Linked DNA regions of Homo sapiens: regions 2 and 3 are each linked to region 1. The links are chromatin loops, found by intact Hi-C in ENCODE. Cell type or tissue: endothelial cell of umbilical vein. All regions are shown on one strand.

What was found. A loop is a pair of places that touch in the nucleus more often than their neighbours do. Peaks named below come from ENCODE experiments on the same cell type or tissue, not always from the same donor. Only the 100,000 strongest peaks of a DNase experiment are listed, where the experiment ranks them.
Region 2: it touches region 1 in a loop (4-fold over the local background); 24 of 110 quality-filtered maps call a loop at or near these places.
Region 3: a loop joins it to region 1, with 4 times the contacts of the local background. A loop is called at or near these places in 15 of 110 quality-filtered maps.

Annotation. Positions count from the first base shown.
Region 1 is chr11:33,868,009-33,873,008 of GRCh38, reverse strand. It overlaps LMO2 (LIM domain only 2), which reads left to right. Exons shown (of 6, transcript NM_005574.4): 3 at 3,022-3,299; 4 at 3,423-3,663. The coding sequence starts at 3,293. Among named protein-coding and RNA genes, the nearest start is that of LMO2, 22 kb to the left of the region's middle. RefSeq lists silencers at 2,387-2,626, 3,057-3,476, 3,497-3,576, 3,767-3,846. In endothelial cell of umbilical vein, no CTCF peak of the experiment used is centred here; DNase peaks (open chromatin) are centred at 1,948, 2,888 and 4,778; H3K4me3 peaks cover 2,954 bases; H3K27ac peaks cover 1,503 bases.
Region 2 is chr11:33,935,490-33,940,489 of GRCh38, reverse strand. No RefSeq gene overlaps it. Among named protein-coding and RNA genes, the nearest start is that of LMO2, 46 kb to the right of the region's middle. RefSeq lists a cis regulatory region at 2,772-3,519. In endothelial cell of umbilical vein, no CTCF peak of the experiment used is centred here; a DNase peak (open chromatin) is centred at 3,069; H3K27ac peaks cover 1,957 bases.
Region 3 is chr11:33,969,093-33,974,092 of GRCh38, reverse strand. No RefSeq gene overlaps it. Among named protein-coding and RNA genes, the nearest start is that of LMO2, 80 kb to the right of the region's middle. RefSeq lists silencers at 2,737-3,031, 4,177-4,471. In endothelial cell of umbilical vein, a CTCF peak has its summit at 2,877 (motif pointing right); a DNase peak (open chromatin) is centred at 2,902.

The DNA of each region.
Region 1 (5,000 bases):
GATGGACCGCCTGAGGTCAGGAGTTTCAGACCAGCCTGGCCAACATGGTGAAACCCCGTCTCTACTAAAAATACAAAAAATTAGCTAGGCGTGGTGGCGAGCGCCTGTAATCCCAGCTACTCGGGAGGCTGAGGCAGGGAAAATCGCTTGAACCCAGGAGGCAGAGGTTGCAGTGAGCTGAGATCGCACCATTGCACTCCAGCCTGGGTATCAGAGCGAGACTCCATCTCAAAAAACAAACAAACAAACAAATAACACCCAAGCAGATGCAAACAGGTCATTTAGTCACCACGATAATGAACGTTAAAATGGAAAACACTTACATGTTTTATTTAGGAGAAGAAGGGGGTGAGGTGAAGGAATCCTGTTTCCTGCTTTTAAAAAACAGGAAATAGTTTCCAAATTTGGGTGGGCAATTCTTATTTTAAACCCCCATTTCACCTTTAAATTTAATTTCAAGCTCTTTTAAAATTATCTTAATGATGCCCTTTACTATAACATAGCAGCTGCCATTTATGAGTGCTTACTATATACCAGTTGCTTTTCATGCAAGCAACTTCATATCTGTTATTACCCCCATGCCATTACAAATCTATGTGCCACCCTTTTGTGCACTAACTCATATAATCCCCACAATAACTTAGGCAATAGGTTCTGTCGTCTCCATTTTACAGATGAGGATACTGGGAGTTTATTTGTTTGTTTGTTTATTTATTTTGAGACGGAGTCTCACTCTGTCACCCAGGCTGGAGTGCAATGGCGCGATCTCTGCTCACTGCAACCTCTGCCTCCTGGGTTCAAGTGATTCTCCTGCCTCAGCCTCCCGAGTAGCTGGGGTTACAGGCATGTGCCACCACACCTGGCTAATTTTTGTATTTTTAGTAGAGATGGGGTTTCACCATGTTGGGCAGGCTGGTCATGAACTCCTGACCTCAAGTGATCCACCCGCCTCGGCCTCTCAAAGTGCTGGGATCGCCTCGGCCTCTCAAAGTGCTGGGATTACAGGTGTGGGCCACCGAGCCCGGCCAGGATACTGGGAGTTTAAATTCCTGCTGTGAGCCCAGGTTGACACAGCTGGTCAAGGATGGGTTAGAATCCAGGTAGTCTGACTCCAGAGCTACTACCGCATACTGCCTCCTCAGATTAAATAATTTTCCTAGGACATGCTAACTGATAAGTAAGAGTCTAAATCAAACCCAGGCAGTTGGGTTCCAAAATTCCAGCGTTTAACCACCACATTGACTGGTTATAAGTAGGTAAACTGTTCATCACAACCTATATATTTATTTTCATTTCTGTTAGAAATGAAAGTAGTGTGGTAGGTTACATATTTATCACATAGTTTAGGCTTGCCTAAATTCTAAGTATTTTCTTTTTTAAATTAAAAACAAGGGTCTATCGGAAAAAAAAAAACCCAACTTTTTTTTTTTTTTTTTTTTTTGAGACAGGGTCTCACTCTGTTCCCCAGACTGGGGGGCAATGGTGCGATCATGGCTCACTGCAGCCTCAACCTCCTGGGCTCAAGCAATCCTCCCACCTCCGCCTCCCGAGTAGCTAGGATTTCAGGCAAGCACCACCACGCCCAGCTAATTATTTTTATTTTTTATTTTTTGTAGAAACGGGGTCTCACTGTGTTGCTCAGGCTAGCCTGGGTCTCCCAAAGTGCTGGGATCACAAGCATGAGCCACCGAGCACAGCCGAAAAAGTCTTTTTGTATACTGAAGTCTCCACTAGGACAAAAATTTGCTCTTAAGGCTTCCTTTGGGACACACACACACACACACACACACACACACACACACACACAGCTTTTGATTATACCCATTAGGGACCCAAGCCTTGGGACACAGGGACCAGAAAATGACAAGAGCATGCAGGCAGTAGTAAACTCTGGTTATCCTTAAAATGGGAACAGAAATGTATGCCTATGATCCAGACTGATCATATAAAACCATGGATCCTGAAAGTACGTTCCCTCTTTACAAGCCTTAATGACTGGCATCACGCACAAATAGGCCTTTCAGCTTCTGAACGCAGATATTTTCAAGGAACTCTGAGGCCCAGGAGAGCCTAAGTTTTTCTCCACGGAAGGGCAAACTACTAGCCTCCCCCGCTTCCCCTCTGCGTTCCTGCCTCTTTCTAGAAGGAGGCTGAGAGGGGGAAGCCTGAACCCCCAAATCAAGTCCGCCTTCTTTCTCTGTGCCTGACCCAGGGCAAAATAATCTCTCTGATCCTGTTCTTGACCATTGAAAAAGCACTTTCTCTGGTCGGGATACTACTGGCACTTTACATGGGGGGCAGTTTAACCGCAGGAGTCCGCTTTCTGAAAGGTGCAGAGGGAGGGGATTCCGCCACCAGCCGACTGAGAGGAGCCCCGGCCCCGCGTGGTCCCTCCCAGCCACCCTCCCTCTGGGATTAGCTGCCCTGGCTCTGCTCTAGGCGTCCCCAGCCCGTGCAGTCCCGGCTGGCGCACCACCATCGCCTCTGCAGAGCGCGGCCGCAGCCCGGAGCCCGCAGCCCGGAGCCCGCAGCCTGGGGCCCGCAGCCCGTAGCCCGCAGCCCGCAGAGCCGCGCTGTCCGGGGCATCCCAGTGCACGGCGTCCGTGGACCTGGGACCTCGAACCTGGGACGGGCGGAAAATCCACTGGGAACACTTGCATTTCTGTAGGTGCTTATTTCACATTCTTGTCTTTTCTTGCTTGCTCGAGCTGTTCGTGGGTTACTTTCTGCCTTAGTTAAACCAAAAGGGAAAGGCGGAAGAGGGGAAGCCCTGAAGAATGATTTAGTGGTTGCCCAGCCTCCTTTCCAAGGAGAGGTGTTCGCTGAGCGGCTCTCCCCGTCCCCGACACTGGCCCCTTTAAGAAGCCAAGTCAGTCCTGATGCTGCTGTTTGTATTGCTAATCCCCAGGAGCCCCGTTTAAAAAAAAAAAAAAAAAAAGGAAGAAAAAAGGGGAGGTGGGGGGACCGGGCAGCTGTCTCTTTAAATGTGATTTCCTTCTATTGTATTTGAATCGTGATCAGGAAAAAGGAAATGAAACCAGAGACAGAGGGAAGCTGAGCGAAAATAGACCTTCCCGAGAGAGGAGGAAGCCCGGAGAGAGACGCACGGTCCCCTCCCCGCCCCTAGGCCGCCGCCCCCTCTCTGCCCTCGGCGGCGAGCAGCGCGCCGCGACCCGGGCCGAAGGTGCGAGGGGCTCCGGGCGGCCGGGCGGGCGCACACCATCCCCGCGGGCGGCGCGGAGCCGGCGACAGCGCGCGAGAGGGACCGGGCGGTGGCGGCGGCGGGACCGGGATGGAAGGTTAAGTCCTGAGCAGCAGCAGCAGCTGCAGCCGCCTGGAGCCAGGCTGCGCGCCCCGGCCCCCGCCTCGGCCGCGGCGCGCCCGCAGCCCGGTGATTCGCTCTCTCTCTTTGGCGTTTGAAGGGAGCGCGGTGACTGTCCTTGAGCGCGGAGGGGCGAGCTCGCCGGCGGAGCGCCGGAGCAAGCGGAGGCGCAGGAGCGGCGGCGACGGCGGCGGCGGCGGCGGCGCCCGAGCACCCGAGGGGGTCCGAGCCCCGGCAGCCGGCCAGCCCCGCGCCACAAAGGGAGCGCCCCCGCCGCCCGGCACCCCGCCTCCCTCCCCAATGTCCTCGGCCATCGAAAGGAAGAGCCTGGACCCTTCAGAGTAAGTGCGGCCCCCCTGCCCCTGCCACCCCCGGTGTCCACGGCCTCGCGTCCCGGAGCGTCGGGGGGACCCGGGCGGCCCGCGAGGGGGCTCCAGGTGCGCGCTCGCGGCGTGCCCTTGGCCCCCTGTGCCGAGCGCTGGGCTCCTCCTTCCTCCCGGGTGATTCCGGGGGCTCTGGGAGAGGGACTGGGCGGCGGGCGGCAGGGACAGGGGTCGGCCCGGCGCCTCTGCGGGCCACTCCAGGCTACTGGGACGCTCCCCAAAGCCACCACGGGCCAGAAAGTTTGCACGGGAGCAGGCACGAGGAGAGCCTGGAGGCGCGCAGGTGCAGTCCGGAGAGCGTTCTGGGCTTGACTCTGCTCCCTTCTTCCCTCTCCTTCTCGGTCCTTTCTCTTTGTCCATTTGGTCTTGGAAAGGGGAACATTCCAAGTGGCGGCCTCCGGGGTCCCCAACGGCCGCCTTCCCGGTCCGCAGGTGGAGCCGCTGCCAGCCTTGCGGATAACGGGCGGGTGAGGGGTCCGACCGTCCACCTCGGAGCTGGCTCTGGGCCTCCAGGGATTTCTAGAGCAGCGAAATCCGGAGTAAATCTGAGTAGGTGTACCCCTCCTCGGGGTCCACCGATGGGGACATGTGAACCTCGAAAGTTAATGCACCATTTTGTGTATAGGTGAATTATTCTGGGGAGTAGAGTCTCGTAGTTTTTAGCAGAGTCTTAAAAGGGTTTGGGGTCAGGGAACCAGAGCTCTAATGAGCATTGGCCGCATCTGTTTTCTGAGCCGCGTACTGGTTTGGAATGTTTTTCTATCCCTCACCCATTCTTCAGCGTTAACATGGGGAGTAAGGGGTGTTTAAGATATCATTTTCCTGTCAACGCAAATGCCCTTTTAAGAGTCATTAGCTGTCTGGTTTTGAGAATTTTTATTCCTTTGAAGTCCCCCTCTAATCCTTTGAAGGGATTTGTTACACAAGACCAAAGGAGCTGGTTAATGACTTGTCCATTTGTGCTTTTAAGAGACATTTGTTTTGTTTTTTCTTTTCCTGCTTTAAAAGAATTGTGCTTTCCTGCTTGAAATACCGCACACACACACATACACCCTTCAATTTCGGCTTTCTATGGTGTTTATTTACCTGGGTTTTACCCTCAGTTACCAGCATAAAAGCTCAACATATTCTCATAAAACACAGGAAGTACCACCATCCAATGAGAATATAAACATCACTATTCAGTCTTGAAGGTTAAGACACCAGTTCTGTAATGAGCTAGGTTTGTTATAACAAAAACCCCCACTTCCTTCAACAAATTCTCAGGAGAAAAATAACATTCCTTTTTAAAAGTA
Region 2 (5,000 bases), 67 kb before region 1:
CTGGGCTGAAGCAGGGTGGGGTTGGCCTGCCTTGGACCCTGCCTTGCAGAGGTTGGAACCAAAGCAGTGTGGCTGGCAGCATGTGTGAGCTCAGAGTCAGAAGTCTTGGGCTCATACCTGCCACTTACTAGTTGTGTGCTCTTAGGAAAGTCACTTTTCCTCTCAGAGCCTCAGTTTCTTCATCTGGTAAATGGCGATAAAAATACCTCTCTCAGAGCACTGTGGTCAGGATGAAATTAGATCTGTATGCAAAACACTTAGTGTAGTCACTAGCACGTAGAAAATGCTCAATGCTCAATATATGGTAGCAAAAGGAGGTAAGTTTGCCAAAGAGAGCACGAAACCCCACTGACAGGCTCTCAGCCCCAGACAGGGCAGATCTCGCACTGCCCCAGAAATGCTTCTGGGACCCAATGTGTTTCAGGAACTGTCTGCCAGAACCAGAGTCCCCAGACATTGGGAATATTCAGCAAGCTCTGTAAGGGCAGAGACCATGTTGATTTTGTCCTACATCCAGTACCAGTGTATCAGTTTCTTATGGCTGCTATAACAAATCACCACAACCTTAGGAGCTTAAGACTGTGCAAGTTGGCTGGGCACAGTGGCTCACGCCTGTAATCCCAGCACTTTGGGAGGCCGAGGCAGGTGGATCACCTGAGGTCAGGAGTTCGAGACCAGCCTGACCAACATGGTGAAACTCTGTCTCTACAAAAAACACAAAAATTAGCTGGGCATGGTAGCGGGTGCCTGTAATCCCAGCTACTTGGGAGGCTGAGGCAAGAGAATCACTTGAACCCCAGAGGCAGAGGTTGCAGTGGGCAGAGATTGCGCCATTGCTCTCCAGCCTGGGCAACAAGAGTGAAACTAAGTCTCAAACAAACAAACAAACAAACAAACAAAAACCCAGTGCAAATGTATTATGTTAAGTTCTGCAGGTCAGAGCCTAAAATGGGTGTCATGGGGCTAAAATCAAGGTGTTGATGGGCTGCATTTATCTGGAGTCTCTGGGAGAGAATCTGGAGGTTATCTGAACTCCTTGGGTCCTTGCTATTGTATAACATAGCATATCCACAGGTTCTGCGGATTGGAATATGAACGTTTTGGGGGAGCCATTATTTTGCCCCTTCCTCCAGCTTCAAAGTCAGCAGTATATATCTTCCAACTGGACTCTGATTCTTGTTTATAAGGACGCTTGTGATTGTATTGGGCCCACCTGGATGATCCAGGATGCTCTCCCCATCTCAAGGCCAGCGGATTAGCAACCTGGTTCTATGTGTAAACTTACTTCTCCCTCACTGTTGTATAACATAACATATCCACAGGTTCTGGGGATTGGGATTGGAATTTTGAGGGAACCATTATTTTGCCTGCCACACCTAGTATGAAGGAAAGTAGAGAAAATGCCAGATCAGAACACCGACTGTGCACTTATTTCGGACTGAGCATCCTGCCAAGGAAGGCCAGTGGATCTCACAGTCTACGCCAGGACACAAAGCATTCACTTGTGAGGATAGTCATGAGCACATTACAAGCTGTTACGACTTAGAGAGTGCTGACAGTTACAAAAGTCCTTAGGATGCAAAGAATCTCTGGTCAGTGCTCAACAAATTATTATATTTATTCAGCAAATATTCTGAGCATCAGTTAGGTGCAAAGTGCCAAGGAGGCAGAGATGAGTAAGATTACTATCCCTGCTCTCGAGGAACTTGTAGGCTCAGGAAAACCTCCTGGAAGAGGTAAGGATGGAGCCAGGATTGAATACAGGAGAAGGTTCAGGTGAGGGGAGAGCATGATGGTTGTGTGAGGTAGTACACATGGTGGTTTCGAGGGGAGAATCTGCAGCCAGGACTGCCTGGGTCTGGAGTCTGGCTGTGCGGTACACTGTGTGACCTTTGGCGAGTTTCTTAACTCCCTTATGCCTCAGTTGTCTCATTGAAAAGTGGTAATAATAATAGTAGTATTGTCACAGGGTCATTTTGAGGATTACAGGATTTAATATACGTGAAGTGCTTAGAGCAGTGCCTGGCACATTGCAAGCACCATGTAAGTGTTAACTAATATGATTATCTCCCTTTTATCCTTTTCTTAGTCTTACAATAGCAAGGAAGGAGTGAGGGATATTTCAGCAGGTCCTGGAAAGGAGACAGTTATGACAACTCATGGTCTCTGGTAAGAATGTTGGGGGTAGAATTTTCTGTTTTGAAATCTCCCAGCCAGGTGCCGTGGCTCATGCCTGTAATCAAGCACTTTGGGAGACCGAGGTAGATGGATCACTTGAGCCCAGGAGTTCGAGAGCAGCTTGGGCAACATGGTGAAGCCCCATCTCTATTAAAAACACAAAAAATTAGCTGGGCATGGTGGCATGTACCTGTAGTCCCAGCTACCTGGGAGGCTGAGATGGGAAGAGAGCTTAAATCCAGGAGAGAGAGGTTGCAGTGAGACTTGATCACACAACTGCATTCTGGCCTGGGTGATGGAGTGAGACCCTGTATAAAACAACAAAAACAACAACAACAAAAACCTAAAGTGAGAAGAAAAAAAAAGTTTTAACTTTTGGCTGCTGGGTAACAAATTGTCTTCATGCAGATTTCCTTATGATCTTCTCATATAAATGGACCAAGAGACACCGAGTTTGATCTGAGCAGCTACAACTTGCCCCAAGTAGGCCAACCTTAGGGTTGTGATGTGTGGGGGTTGTTGTGGGTTGGGGAGAATCAGGAGAGCCAGGAGCTCCAAGCCCAGGCTGGAGCAGGGGGCCCAGATTCCCTGGGAATACATCCCCTTCGGCCACTGGAATCTTTTACCAAACAGATCTGGAAACATCATCCTGGTCCTAAGTACTCACTCTTCCTTAAGCTCAGGGCTAATGGTTGATGAGTGAGCAAACGTCTCCGTTATCACAGAGGGCTAAAACTGGATTTGTTTAAAGCGTTTTCTCTTTGGAGGTGCAGTAATTGCTCTCCGATCAGACAGGAAGTCCTATTGCTCGAAAGGAGCCAGTGTTATCAAGAGAAAACACATCAGCGCCCGTCCTCTCGGGAAGGGAATTGTGAGTAATCAACAAGGCTCCTCTCCAGCTGGCCGTGGGGCCTTTGTTCAGACGCGACAGGTCAGGGAAAGTTTGAGCAGGCAGTGCTTTTAAGGGGTGGTGGCAATTCCAGTTCTTTCTCTTCATATTTTCCTCCCCAGGGGACAGGCTTTCCCCAGGGAAAGGGACTAACCTGGTACATTGTTCTGAAGCCATCAGACAAATCTGATTACATCACTCTCCCACTTGAAACTCTTCAAGGGCACCCTCGTTGCCTTCAGGATCAAGTCCAATTCCTTAATCTGGTCTATGAGGCCCTTTATCACCGGGGCTTGAGGGCACACCTCTCCCTCCTGCTGTATCTATCATCACTCCCAACCAGCTCTCTTCCTGGCCCCCAGTCCGCTCAGTGCCTGGAATGTACTCTCATCATGCCTGGAGCACCATCTCTACATGCTGTGGTGTGCTGGGTCTAAGACACTGCCCATCCATTCAGAACACACATGCAGACATGAGAGGGAAGTCTTGTGAAAGTGGAAAAATGAATGAGACAGACCTGACTGTGACAAACTTCTGCAAACCAGCCTCCAAAACCCTAGTAGCTGATCTCAGCAAGGCTTTTTGTGTGTTATTATTCTAGTCTGTGTGCTTCTTGAGGATAGGAGAAACTTCCAAGACCTCCATGTCACTCACCAGAAGATACTACTGATGGTAATAATAAGACTGACAGTAGACGTTTTGTAAGTGCTACAACTAGTAAGTATCATTCACTGAGCATGTACCATAAGCCAAGCTATACTGAAGAACTGAAGACTTCATGTGTGTGCCTTATCTTATTTAATCCTCGCAATGACTCTATAAGGTAGGTTTTTTTTTTGTTGTTGTTTTTTTGTTGTTGTTGTTGTTGTTTTTTGACAGGGTCTTGCTCTGTCACCCAGGCTGGAGTGAAGTGGTGTGATCATGGCTCACTGCAGCCTCAATCTCTCTGACTCAAATGATCCTCCCACCTCAGCCTCCCGAGTTGCTGGGACCACAGGTGCATGCCACCACACACACTCAGCTAATTTTAACTTATTATTATTATATCTTTTAGGGATAAGGTTTCACTCTTTTGCCCATGCTGGTCTTGAACTCCTGGATTCAAGCAATGAGTTAGGCAAATATGCCCATTTTATAGATGAGGAAGTTAAGGCTTACCAAGGTGACCATTTGCTCAGGGTTATGCCGCTAACAGTGGTGGAACAGATACACATATCCAGGTTTGTCTAAGCCCAGACCCACCTAGAAGTTGAATTCCAGACCCATACTGCTTCCTACGTGTAGACACATGCATGGAGGGTCCAGGAGGCAGAGCTGCTGCAGGGCTGGGAGGCCCCAGGAAAGGCAGGACAGACATGATCAGGGTAGGGCGTCTTTTGTTTGGCTTTACTTCAAACAAAGACAACAGCAGGGAAACTGAAGCCCCCAGCTTCCCTTCTCTGAAGACCAAAGCAAGGCCAAAAATAGGAGAGACAGGAAACATTTGATCCCAACGTGTCAAACAAACATAAATATCCTGTCAATTTTGCCATCAGGGAATGTCTGAGAACAGCTGCCACGCAGGGGCTAGGTAAGAGGTCGGCCTGCCGAGCTGTGCCCAGCCAGGCCCTCTCAAGTTGCCATGGGTCTGGGGTCTGTTGTCACATTGGACAGCAGGGCATCCAGGATGCTTTGAGATTGCTGTTGCCAAAAGAATGCACCTTGCTGCCCTCCAACGACAGGAGGCCCCAGCTGCTGGCTCCACAATCCATCACTGTGTGCTCCAAGGCCCGGTCTCCCGCAAGCTGCTTCCAGATGACAGAATGCAGCAGAGAGGCTAAAGCAGGCCTGTTCCTGGAAGACACCGGACTCCTCTGATAGCCAACTTTGGCTCAAGGACTCCGTGATGGCCTTTCTGAGCCTTCCTTAGACTGCAGTACAGTCTAAGTTGCCT
Region 3 (5,000 bases), 100 kb before region 1:
TACACGTTCAGCAGCAACCATACTTCAAGTACCCATGCAACCATTCTGTTTTTCACTTTTGGTAATGTTAAAATGGAAATGAGATATTCAACACTTTATTATAAAATTGGCTTCGTGTTAGATGATATTGCTTAACTGTAGGCTGATGTAAGTGTTCTGAGCATGTCTGAGTAGACTAGGCTAAGCTATGATGTTCAGTAGCTTAGGTGTACTAAATGCATTTTTAAAATTTATTATTTATTTATTTATTTATTTTGAGATGGAGTCTCGCTCCATCGCCCAGGCTGGAGTGCAGTGGCGCCATCGCCATTCACTGCAAGCTCCGCCTCCTGGGTTCACGCCATTCTCCTGCCTCAGCCTCCTGAGTAGCTGGGACTACAGGCCCCCGGCTAATTTTTTTTGTATTTTTAGTAGAGACGGGGTTTCACCTTGTTAGCCAGGATGGTCTTGATCGCCTGACCTTGTGATCTGCCCGCCTTGGCCTTCCAAAGTGCTGGGATTACAAGCCTGAGCCACTGCGCCCAGTTTTAAATGCATTTTTGACTTAGGATATTTTCAACTTAGTTTATCAAGATGTAACCCCATTGTAAGTAAGAAACATTTGCATTCCACAATAATAGTCATATGAAGATGGTACACTGTCCTAAAACAAGGGCTTTGTGGTTTTATTTTTTAATTTTTTACATTTTTAAATGTTTTTGAGATGGAGTCTTGCTGTGTCACCCAGGCTGGAGTGCAGTGGCATGATCTTGGCTCACTGCAACCTCCACCTCCAGGGTTCAAGCGATTCTCCTGCCTCAGCCTCCCGAGTAGCTGGGATTATAGGTGCATGCCACGATGCCTGGCTAATTTTTGTATTTTTAGTAGAGACGGGGTTTCGCCATGTTGGCCAGGCTGGTCTCAAACTCCTGACCTCAGGTGATCTGCCCACCTTGGCCTCCTAAAGTGCTGGGATTACAGGCATGAGCCACCATGCCTGGCCGGTAGTTTTATTTTAAAATTAACACGTGCTGTACCTTTACGGCAGAAAACTTAAAAAGCAGAGCAGAGAAAAACAACCACCACTCCAACAAAAAGATCGCAGCTGCTAACATTTTGGTTTGTGTCTTTTTGTTTTTTATTCTCCCAAGTATATGTACATCTTTTTCTATCTTTTCAAAATGTGATACTGTTCTACAGTATGCTTCCCCCTTCCTGGTTTTTTAAACTTAGCAATAGACTGTGAATCTTTCCCATGGATGAATTGCTTCTTAAAATAGATGTTCCATTGAAAGTAGCCATATCCTGGGCCGGTAGATTCGTTACTATTCTTTTCTTCTTCCTCTTTTTTTTTTTTTTTTTTTTTTTTTTTTTAGTTGAGACGGAATCTCGCTCTGTCGCCCAGGCTGGAGTGCGGTGGTGCGATCTCGGCTCACTGCAAACTCCGCCTCCCAGGTTCACGCCATTCTCCTGCCTCAGCCTCCCGAGTACCTGGGATTATAGGTGTATGCCACCACACCTGGCTAATTTTTGTATTTGTAGTAGAGACGGGGTTTCGCCATTTTGGCTAGGCTGGTCTCGAACTCCTGACCTCAGGTGATCTGCCCACCTCGGCCTCCTAAAGTGCTGGGATTACAGACATGAGCCACCACGCCTGGCCGGTGGTTTCATTTTAAAATTAACACGTGCTGTATGTTTACGGCAGAAAACTTAAAAAGCAGAGCACAGAAAAACAACTACCACTCCCAACAAAAAGATCACAGCTGCTAACATTTTGGTTTGTGTCTTTTTGTTTTTTATTCTCCCAAGTATATGTACATCTTTTTCTATCTTTTCAAAACGCGATATTGTTCTACAGTATGCTTCCCCCTTCCTGGTTTTTTAAACTTAGCAATAGACTGTGAACCTTTGCCATGGATGAATTGCTTCTTAAAATAGATGTTCCATTGAAAGTAGCCATATCCTGGGCCAGTAGATTCGTTACTATTCTTTTCTTTTTTCTTTTCTTTTCTTTTTCTTTTCTTTTCTTTTTTTTTTTTTTTGAGACGGAGTCTCGCTCTCTCGCCCAGGCTGGAGTGCAGTGGCGCGATCTCGGCTCACTGCAAACTCCGCCTCCCAGGTTCACGCCATTCTCCTGCCTCAGCCTCCCGAGTAGCTGGGACTACAGGCGCCCGCTACCACGCCCGGCTGAGTTTTTGTATTTTTTTTAGTAGAGACAGGGTTTCACCGTGTCAGCCAGGATGGTCTTGATCTCCTGACCTCATGATCCGCCCGCCTCGGCCTTCCAAAGTGCTGGGATTACAAGTGTGAGCCACCGCGCCCGGCCTCTTTTTTTTTTTTAAAGGTGCGGATGCCCATGGCTGTCCAAATCTGTGAAGCTCTGCACACTGCATTTCCTTCTTGGAAAATTAGCACGTGCATATTAGCATGTAGCAAGCTCTGCAAAGCCCTTTCGTAAACAAGCTCCTCGACTTTGATTAGATCAGTGTTTTCCAAACTGATTTAACACTGGAGCCACTTATTCTCATAACTCCTATTAATGTCTCAGGATTCATTTGGGGAAACACTGTTGCAGGCTGAAGCTTCTTTAAGAGGAAGGAGAAGGTCTTGTGCATTTTTGTTGTTTCCACGCTGCCTTACAACTGGGTTTTAAAGAAATTATGAAAAATGGGATTGGATTGATGAATTCACTTCTAACCAACAGCCACACACGTGTAACTTGGGGGCCAAGGTTAGAGGCTGGGGCTGCACTCCGGAGTGCCTCTCAGTGTAAAGCTAATTGGCCCCTTTGGGGGATGAACCTCTGAACTTGGCCTCGTTAGTGCCGGCACAGAACAGCTGAGTTGGTTTATCTGGTGCCATAAAATTGTTCTCTCACCCAGATTCTCATGCTGTCCTCCAGGTGGCAATGCTGGTTTGTCAACCTTCTGAGATAGCGCCTGATACTTGGGCCGAGCAAAGATGGAAATGGAAGGGAAGCAGATGCGGATGAGGAATGGAGTTGGGAGTGGAGTGATTATTGAAAATTAGAAGACACCCTGTCAGGTTTGCAGCTGACATGAAGCTGAAGCGCAGCCTCATACATTGGGTGTCCAGATTCAGATTTTAAGGAATCTTGAGGAACCAGTAAGCCACAAGTAAATATTACTAGCATTTATTGAGCACCAACTATGGGGCTTACAACGTGCCAGATCATTTCATTCATTGTTTCTTTTAATGCCCTCAACAGACCTATGAGGTAGGTCTTGGAGGTTGAAATAATGGAGCTGGAAATTGGACCTTGATTCCTAAGGCCTGGTATTGTATATGAGAGCTTTGCTAGACTGAAATAAGAGGATATTTACCAGGGATGAAACATGCAAAATGTTTATCCATCTATCTATCTATCTCTCTATCTATCTATCTATCTATCTATCTATCTATCTATCTGCCTATCTCTCATCTATCTCTCATTTCATTAGTGTAGGATGGGCCTGATAACATTTCATGAAATTAATACTAGGGTTTTTTTTTTTAAGTTAGCCACCTGCTAAATAAATCAGTTACAGTTCTGGACTGCATCCTTTAAATGACAACACTCAGATCAGGACAGTGGAGATATTTATTTCCTAGCTCTTCTTTTCATTCTCGTGGTCACTATGCAAGATAAACATGGCCACACTGAATGATCCCAGAGTGGCCGGCTTAAAGTCTAGTTGTAGCACTGAGTGGTTCTACTCAGTATAACTGTATCTCTATTATACTTGTCACCTAGGAAATGTTGAAATTATTTCCCTAAATGCCTCATTCTCCCAGTGGACCATGCGTTTCTTGAGGGAAGAAACCATGCCCTTCATTTCTGTATTCATAGGGCCTAGCAAAGTACCTGGTACATATTAATAGTAAGTCATTAGTAAAGCTTTTTTTGAGATAGGGTCTGGCTCTGTGGTCCAGGCTGGAGTGCAGTGGCACGATCTTGGCTCACTGCAACCTCTGTCTGCCAGGCTTAAGAGATCCTCCTGCCTCAGCCTCCTGAGTAGCTGGTACTACAGGCACACACCACCACACCTGGCTAATTTTTTTATTTTTAGTAGAGACAGGGTTTTGCCATGTCGCCCAGGTTGGTCTCAAACTGCTGAGCTCAAGCGATCTGCCTGCCTTGGCCTCCCAAAGTGCTGGGACTACAGACTGAGCCACCACACCCAGCAAGCAAAGTTTAAATGAATGGATGAGTAAGTAAATGAAAGCTGTCTCCTGCAGAAATGTAATCAGAGCATGAACTGATGAAGGAACTGAGGAAGCTTAGTCTAGCCTAGAATAAAGAAGACCTGAAGGAGCTAGAACTATCTTGCAAGATGTAAAAGGCTGTTATAGGCATGAGGTTGTAGTGCAAGTTTGTGCTTCTTCAAGTGGAAGGCCAAGGAAGGCCAGTCTCTTAAACAAACAAGAATCTAACAGCAATCGCCTTTCCATCTCCTGAACCAGAGGTGGGATGGCCATCAGGTGGGAATGTGGGAGAAGGAGTTTCTGCATCGTGTGTCAGGCTGAACAAGAGGCCACTCAGGCTTGCAGCGGTCTTGTCACCACTTTGTGCCAGTGCCCAGAATAGTGCTGGCCACATAGAAGGCACTTGATAAATATTTACTGAAGAAATGAATAAACAGTCTTCTACTAATTGAAGATTCATTCAACTAACATTTATTAAATTTTTCTGTGTGTTAGGTCTGTGCTTGGCTGCAGAGGCTGTTTCAGGTAAAAGGACTCAGTCCCATCCTAAGGGGGAGTGTATCATTCTGGTTGGAGCACCAGGTAGAGCTAGACTGTCTGGGTTTGAAATCCAGCCCTGCCAATTACTTTACTTTGTTATGCCTCAGTTTCCTCAACTATAAAACGGGAGTGAAAATAGCATTCACCCGAAGGAATTATTTTGATAACTAAGTGAATTAACACTTGGCATTAACCACTCAAATGTTAATGATTATCATGGTACAGACTTTCCAGCAGGGCCACAGGTAAGTTACTATTATGTGATGGATGCTTTG